2 separate regions of the Homo sapiens genome follow, and region 1 is linked to region 2. A link is an interaction called in ENCODE POLR2A ChIA-PET data of the cell type or tissue named here. Cell type or tissue: Panc1. All regions are shown on one strand. Each heading gives the region's core, and the rest is flanking DNA. Links, peaks and the distances in the headings are about the cores only. Region 1 overlaps TEX41 (testis expressed 41). Region 2 overlaps QTMAN (queuosine-tRNA mannosyltransferase).

What was found. Peaks named below come from ENCODE experiments on the same cell type or tissue, not always from the same donor. Only the 100,000 strongest peaks of a DNase experiment are listed, where the experiment ranks them.
Region 1: POLR2A ChIA-PET joins it to region 2 with 8 read pairs; 2 of 35 experiments call an interaction of 5 or more read pairs at or near these places.

What each region holds. Positions count from the first base shown.
Region 1 is chr2:144,957,074-144,961,485 of GRCh38, forward strand. The region is part of intron 3 of TEX41 (testis expressed 41); the gene reads left to right. Among named protein-coding and RNA genes, the nearest start is that of LINC01966, 77 kb to the left of the region's middle. In Panc1, for the core only: no CTCF peak of the experiment used is centred there; no DNase peak of the experiment used is centred there.
Region 2 is chr2:144,196,333-144,200,744 of GRCh38, forward strand. The region is part of intron 4 of QTMAN (queuosine-tRNA mannosyltransferase); the gene reads right to left. Among named protein-coding and RNA genes, the nearest start is that of QTMAN, 130 kb to the right of the region's middle. In Panc1, for the core only: no CTCF peak of the experiment used is centred there; a DNase peak (open chromatin) is centred at 1,994.

The DNA of each region.
Region 1 (4,412 bases), core at 330-4,329, 760 kb after region 2:
TTAGAAAAACCTATCATGATATAGTAATTAAGGAAATACTAGTCCAGTTTTTTTTTTTTTTAATTCAGGGCAAGAAGTGTCTCTCATATCCAAACACTGAACAAAAATCTTTTTTATTTTATTTATTTATTTATTTTTTGAGATGGAGTCTCGCACTGTCACCCAGGCTGGTGTGCAGTGGCATGGTCTCGGCTAACTGCAACCTCCGCCTCCCGGGTACAAGCAATTCTCCTGCCTCAGCTTCCTGAGTAGCTGGCATTACAGGTGCGTGCCACCACACCTGACTAATTTTTTGTATGTTTAGTAGAGACAGCGTTTCTCCATGTTGGCCAGGCTGGTCTCCAACTCCTGACCTCATGATCCACCCGCCTCAGCCTCCCAAAGTGCTGGGATTACAGGCGTGAGCCACTGTGTCTGGCCAAAAATCTTAAGTTTACTCCGATTGAATCAAGCAAGACACCTGCCCCCAGTAACAGGTCACTGGGAGCAGAGAAGTCTGCATCCTTGAATGGCTGAGATGGGTTCCAGTGACTTCTGAGCTCTACCTGTGGGAAGCAGGGAGAGTGGTTTCAGTTATACTACTGGGTTCAGGCTAATCAGGACCCACCGCTAGAATTGAGGTTTGGTATGCTGGCATCCAAATTGCATAACTGGAAAATTCTGAATCTTAGAAAACAAGACAGTTGTTGTTGTTTGATAATCTTAACACAGAGGCTATAAGCAAAAGCCTTTAATTATAACAGGAAAGCTAATCTACTCATTTAAAGTGTTCAAAATTACCTGTGGTGTGTTTTTTGACTTGAGAAGAATGTAATAATTGATGGCAAGAAAAATGATGTTTCTTGGAGAAATGCTTATGTCAGTTGGCTATTTTTGCTGAGAATCCTACTCATTGCTTTGTACTTTGATATATATATTGATTCTCAATTTAAAAGAGTATCAGGCTTATTAGAATAATTTTAAACCATTCATGTTAAATTGGTTTGTTCCTTGGTCACAATGTGTCCCTTATTTGAAAGCTACGATTTCCAATGCATTCTTTCTAAGGAATGGACATCAAATTCAGAAAAAAAAAAAACTCTGTTAGTGCAACTCTAATGGATGCATAAAAATTAACATTAATGTAGCTTAAATATCAAGGGCACAGCAATTTTCTTCACTAATGGTGGTGATGAAATCTATGCAAGTTAAGTATGAATAAGAAACAGTAGTACATTTGTATACATTTGGTAAATTTTGGGGAGAATTTGATGATATATCTAGCCTTTTTTGACAGATATTGGCTATTTTGACATTTTAGATTATATTTTACATAATATAATAATTCCAGTTTATTTTATATTATTTAATATAATTTAATTTGGATTTGTATGACTTTAACGTGACTCATTGTGTATAATTCTATCTTGAAAGATACAAAAGGTCAGTCTGGATCATGAGTGACTTTCCAATCATACCCATGAAATCAGTATCAGATTATAATGCTTAACATGTCTCAGATTAGCCAGATAAATTGATTTTCAGAAAGAACAATTGTGATATTTGAGTATTCTGATTACAACTCTCACTTAAAAATTTAGAGATTTTTTAAAAAGGCATTACTACTCTATCCCTGTATGTGAGCTTCATTTGCTGGAGTGTAAAATTCAGAGAAATAACTATTTGAATAAAATTTTGCTTTCTGCCCCTTCCCCCACTTATGTTATTCTCACTCTTAATAGAATAAAGGGAACAGTGCTGCATGGATATGACACAGGTATTAAATTCATCTGAGTCAGATGTTTTCAGGTATTTGGGTAAAATAGAATGTCTCAGTCTAAAATTTTGCCAGAAATGCATTATCATAAGAGTACAATAAATTCCCACTATAGATAGCAATGATATTGTAGGCCCTAGGAGTGACTATAGAGTGACTATAGAGACTAAGTCAATCAGTAGTATCTTTTTATGTAGTCACCTGGAGATGTACATGAGTAAAACTCTTTCTGCAAGTGACAGAGTGGAATCCATTTACTCTCATAACCAAAAAGTCCGGAGTACATTTGGCTTCAAGTTTTATTTTGATCCGGGTGTTCAAACCAATTTCTAGGACCTACTATCTCTTAATCCCTTACTTAGCCCTTGCTAGTCTCTGTGTTATGATTTCATGTACAGGTTCCATTTTGCAGCAAGCTGGTGCTTCCAGCCATAATCTCACTACCTCACAATTCCGTGTTCTGTGAAAACAGCATCTCTTGTCTGAAAGTGCTTACAAGAGTACCAAGGCTGATTCACTCTGGTTGGACAAGCTTTAGTCATGTGTCCATCTCTGAACCAGTCACTGTGGCCATCGAATGAGTGCGTCAGTCACTTAGTGCTTGGTCGCATGCCCATCACATGGTCCTAGCAAGAGCTTCACTCAGATCACATCAAGCTCGGTGTCCCTAAGAGAAAACAGAGCATGTTGCTGGAAGAAAAAAAAGGAAATGCTTAGGAAGGGAATGTTTGCTATGGGAGTCTATTTAGGCATTATGGGATGTTAACTCAAGATGTTTTGGGAACTGTTGCCTTAGTATGGAAAGCTTATGACTCACTCCCCACAAAATAGTCTAATTATTTTATATCTCCAGTAAACTTTTTATTGGATATGGTTTTACAAAATTTACTTAGCCATCTTACTTAGCCCTGCAATAACTGACTTTTGACTGGTTCCAAAACAGAAATTGTCTTCATAGGAAAAGGATTTGCTCTTGTTGTGAATATTTCAAAGAGTGCTCTAGATATGCTCATGTAAATTCCAGAACCTCAGGTCTAAAAATATTCTGGAAAAATACCCGATCATTGGCATAAATGTGTAATATCCTAAGATGACTGATTTGAAAGAGTGTACACTCATTTGGGTGTATAAATTCTGGTTTATTTGTGCACAAAACATCCCTCTACAGGAAGGTAATTATGATCGTAAGCTTTGGAGCTTGACTACCTGGGCTTGAATCTCAGGTAGTCACCATGCTACCTTGAAAAAGTTATTTAAGTCTTTTCTGTCTCAGAAACTTAATATGTAAAATTATAATGATGGTTGTAATAGTACCTATTTCATTGGATTGAGATGCAAGTGTATTAATATACATTTCCTAATAAATGATAGTTCTTATTAATATTATTTAAAAATGCATCTAAAATTACTATTTTATATGTGAGGAAATAAGTACACTATAAGTCAGCTTGAGAGAACTATCAAGCCTATGGTTAATCAAAAGTACGAAATATGATATAGGTACAGGTAGCACGGAAACAAATGGAGAGCCAGGGAAACTAGGTTTTGACCCTGATTTTTCCCCAAGTAATGATAATCATGGGCATATATACATCTGTGGGCCTTTTATAGCAATGAAATTAAATAATTCTATAGGTAAACATGAAATCCACAATCAAAGAGTAATCAGAATTGGCTTGGAGTTAATTATGTCTTGCTTAATTAATACTTCAAAACTATGTTGCAAATATATGTCTACTAGGATAGCAATATATGTCTACTGGGATAGTAGACATATATTTGCAACACAGTTTCGAAGTATATTAGAGGACAAGATTAGCGGAGAAAAAAGAAAATAATAAGAGGCCTTATTTGGGTGAGGGTAAGTAGAGGACTGCAGCAGTTGAAGCATAGAGGTAGAGCTTATCAAACAATTTGGAAGGACTATAATTTGCTTTGGTTAGTGTGTAGGAGCACATGGGTGAAATAATAATAGTTAAATACACAGAGGCAAGAAGCAGTCATTTAATACACAGTATTTAGGGCTAAGCTTAAGTTTTTTAAGCATTAAGAAGTTATCTTAAATTCCTGAGTAGGGAAGCATGTGGTATTTGAGAAAATGACAAACATTTTGAAACAAGGCCTAGTGCAGCAAGTTACACATAGTAGTATTTCAAGAAATGTGTGTTGCTTTGAAATTCACTGACAGCTTAAAAATAGACACTTCTGGTTGGAGCACTAAGCTACATGGTCCTCATGGTGTTCTCTTTATAAACCATTTTATTTTAATCATACGAATCTGCAAAAGTTGTCCATCTCCCATACTTGAACTGAATCCTAGGAGGCACATGTACTTCTCTTAAAGTGTTATCAACTTATTCTCTTTTAGAAGATGTTGTCTTCTATTGGAGAAGGACAGACTTAGACACAATTTAATTACCAATAGGCCCTAGCATAATAAGATAGCTCAGTAAATATCCAGGGAATTAAGGGGACCCTTTATTATACTATGCTCTCATCTATAGGATTCACAAGAAATGAGGTTACTTCTAGCTGAACAGAGGTTTTCCCTGGATATTAACATTTTTCTTTCAGAATCCTTTTTGTTTGTTTTCTTTTAATCTCTTCTCAAGGAAGTAGGTGCCCATTACTTATTCCAATGCAAATTCCTCTATTC
Region 2 (4,412 bases), core at 293-4,292:
AATAATGACAAAAACTAATTCACATTCTTATCTACTTTAATTTTATAAAAATCTTGGAACCACCAAAACAGTCTGAATACAAATAAATATCTGTATCAATACTGGATATACAGAGAAACTATGAGCTAAAATCCCCCCATGCCCTACATTTTAGATCCCTACTATAGTGAAAGATAGGTTACCAAGTATGGGAAATTTTCTTAGAAACATATTAGTAAATGACCCTTTCAGAATGCTGACTCAAGTGAACATTGTTCAAATGGTACCAAAGTCAACAAACAAAAAAACCTCGAAACTATATTCAAAAGAAGACATTTACTTCCTAAAGCATATTGCCTTATTCACCTTTATATCATTTGTGCCTAGCACGTAATGAGTGTTCATCAAATGTATGCCTGCTATTCCAGATCACTGAGGAGGAAACTGGCTTTTCTGAACTATATATCAAGTATAGTGACGAGCAGAAACTTTACTCATTCATTTTCACTCTGAGATCTAGCATAATACATGAACTCTACAGATGCACTTAATACTTTACTTTTTGGCAGGGGGGATAGTGATAAGTTTGACAAGTTAATGCCAAATAATGGATCACTTATTGATTGTGTGTATTTATATATACAGTCATACATTGCTTGATGATGATACCTTCTGAGAAAGGTGCCATTAGGCAATTTTCTTATTGTGTGAGCATCACAGAGTGTACTTACCCAAATCTAGACAGTATAGCCTACTACACCCCCATGCTATATTTGCATAGCCTATTGCTCCTAGGTTACAAATCTGTACAGCATGTTACTGTATTTAATATCGTAGGCAACTATAACACAATGGTATTTGTGTATCTAAGCACAGAAAAGGTAAATTCTGTAGTAAAAACAGGCAATTATAATCTTATGGGACCACCATTGCACATGCAATCTATCGTTGACCAAAATGTTATGTGGCACATGACTGTATATTTGTGTGTGTGTGTGTGTGTGTGTGTATATATATATATATGTAGATATATGTATGTGTGTATATGTATATATGTAATTGTATTTAAGTGGAAGAAAGCAGTATTACATTAGATTTTTAAAGAAAAATTTTAGAACATTTACGTGCATGGAGTAACTTAAAATGCTGCCAAAACAAACTTACTGAGCCAATGTAATGAGTAAATATGAAAAATTTATTATTAGCATTATCTAGTTTTTAAAATAATTATAACCACTAAAGTAGTTTAATTGTGACCTCTGTAATTTTGACTAAATTAATTTATATCCCAAATCCTTTTCACATAGATAGGACAAAGTTAAATTTCAGTTCCGTTCCAGACAAATTTCTTAACTAGTAAAAAGCAAATAACACAACTTTCATCCATATTGCTAGTTCCTTTCCTGCCTTCCATTCCTACTATTAATGTTCTCATTTAGAATCTCACTATTTTTCTATTAGATATTTAGAATCCAATGATCATCTCCTATACTCATCAATAGTCTCCATCCAATACTGCTGTAATAATCATCCTATCCAGTTTTCCTTGCCTCACTCTCATGTTCTATTATAGCACTCGTTGGTGTTTTTGTCTGAAAAAGCATCATTTCCCCTTATTTAAATCCCAGCAATGGGTCACACACAGTGGCTCATGCCTGTAATTCCTGAACTTCAGGAGGCCAAGGTGGGAGGATAACTTGAGGCTAAGAGTTCAAGGCCAATCTGGGCAACACAGCAAGACACTGTCTCTGCAAAATAAAACTAAAAAGTATCTGGGCATGGTTGCACACACCTGTACTAGCTAGTACGGGAGGCTGAGGTGGGAGGATCATTTGAGCTGAGGAGTTCAAGACTGCAGTGAGCTATGACTGTACTACTATACTCCAATAGAGCAAGACTTTGTTTAAAAAAAAAAAACAAAATACCAGCAATGTAATGTAATTTTCCTTTTGCTCTCTTGTACTCAATTCACGTGGTTTGAATGGGGTTGACTCCACTTCCTGATTCCAAAGTGATGATGTAATATAGGCCTTGCCAAACATGATATCAGATGCCTTTTGCTTCATTAACAAGTCCAAAGGCCACATGATACAAAAAGGTACAGTTGGTTCATCTCAAGACTTTGTTAGAGCTTCTGAAAAAAGAGGTACTCGCAGATAATGCAACTAAGCTGGTGGAATATAAGCTTAGCTCTGGGAGTGATCCATATGGTAAGAGCCTGTTCCAGCATACAGCCAAAACACAGGAAAGAAGAGTCAAGGACGCAGGAGAACAAATGACATCTCGGGATCCAGCTTGCCAATAGCCAACCACCCTAAAACTTTCAGTTACACGACTCAATTACATTTGCTTTCATGTTTATGTGATTTTGAATTGAGTTTGTATCGCACAAAAGAGTCCAGAGCAACAGAGCTTTCCAATGCTGCCCATCACCTATAGTAAAAGCTCTACAAATTCTTAATCTTGAATTTAAGAATGCATATGAACTAGAAAAAAATTTGTCTGTCACTCAACCTGATCTCCCATAACTCCTCCTAACTCAGAATATGTTCATGCTAAACTAAGCTTTTAAAGTTTCCAAACATTTCTCTATTTTTCCTGTGAACTTTTGTTCACAATACTTCCTTTTCCTACAGTGCTCTTCCATTTCATCTCTATTTACCAAAATCTTTAACATCCCCTTAGATCTATGTCAGAATTTGCTAAGCAAGAATTAAACCCACTTCTCTGTACTGTACTTTTTTTTTTTTTTTGAGATGGAGTTTCACTCTTGTTGCGCAGGCTAGAGTGCAATGACACAAGCTCGACTCACTGCAACTTCCACCTCCCAGGTTCAAACGATTCTCCTATCTCAGCCTCCTCAGTAGCTGGGATTACAGGTGCCCACCACTACGCCCGGCTAATTTTTGGTATTTTTAGTACAGGCAGGGTTTCACCATGTTGGCCAGGCTGGTCTCGAACTCCTGACCCCAGGTGATCCGCCCGCCTCGGATTCCCAAAGTATTGGGATTACAGGCGTGAGCCACCGTGCTCAGCCTTCTACTGAACTTCTTTAGTGAATACTGCCCTCCTGTAGAACTGAGTATTCTGTGTGAGTTCTACAGTAATATCATGAGTATATAGTATACATACATGTCCTATGTCCCATGTCCTGTAGAGAGAGATAGCTAACATGACAGTCAAATGCCTTCTCTTTGAAAAGGCAAATAATCATGAAGGGCTGAGGCTGAAAAAGGAAATCTGAACAAATAAGAAGTCATATTAGAGTGACTCTGAAGATAGAAGCACTGTTAACACTTATTCCCCAAAAATCTCTAGCTCTAAAAATTAAAGTTGAATATATATATATTTTAATTCAAGGAGATGTACAAATAAGCCTAGGAAAAAGTTAAGTTAAATGAAGCAGTGAATGAGCTGACAAAGTTGAATGAGAGACATGACAAATTCCTTAAATCTTGATCTTGATGTTAATTCTTTGTTCATGACATCATAAAACTTAGGAACAGATAAATCATAAACCTTCAGTTACAAATGAAAAAAATAATATTACATACTCAAAAGTTAATACTAATACTCCAAAGTGATTTTTTTCAGGCCAAATAATTAATGGCAGAGCTGAGATTAAAACCCAGGACTGCTGATTCTCCTACCATAGTATGTTGTTTCTTTCAAACACAAGTGATTATTATTCTTTTGGTAAACTCTTTTATGTATATATACAATTTAAAATATTTTATTAAAGATCAGTTAAAGATTCATTTTTGTGGGGCAGATTCTAAGCCAGGGGCTACAAACACAAAGGCCTAAATGGGCCAGTTAAGCAACATAAATGTGAAAAGTAGGCTGTTATAAAATAATGGTGACCAGTAGTATTTGTGACCAAAATGAAGAATGTCTATCTGTCTAAAAGCATTAATTTAAAAAAAAGTTTAAACAATTGCAGTATCCAAGCAAAATACCTCTTTGGGCCAAATTCTAATCTGTCATTTATTCTGATAGTGTCTCTTCCATAAATTTAAAAGTCATTGTTCATGGGTGGCCACTGTCAAAACTAAAAAGCCTTAAAATACAATCACATGAAATTTTACACAATATCACAGGCATGTTCTAGACCAGTGGTGTCCAATCTTTGGCTTCTCTCAGCCATGTTGGAAAAACAGTTGTCTTGGGCCACACATAAAATACACGAACAATAACAATAGCTGATGAGCTTAAAAAGAAATCTCATAATGTTTTAAGAAAGTTAGAAAATGTAAGAATTTGTGTTGGGCCGCATTCAAAGCTGTCCTGGGCCAAAGGCTAGACAAGCTTGTTCTAGACTAATGTTTCCTGAACTAAGAAACTTTTTTTCTAGAAATACTTTTATACAAGGGAAATTCCAGAAAATCATATTTTCTTTTGTCAAAATTTACATAACAGAAAATGGCAGCTTT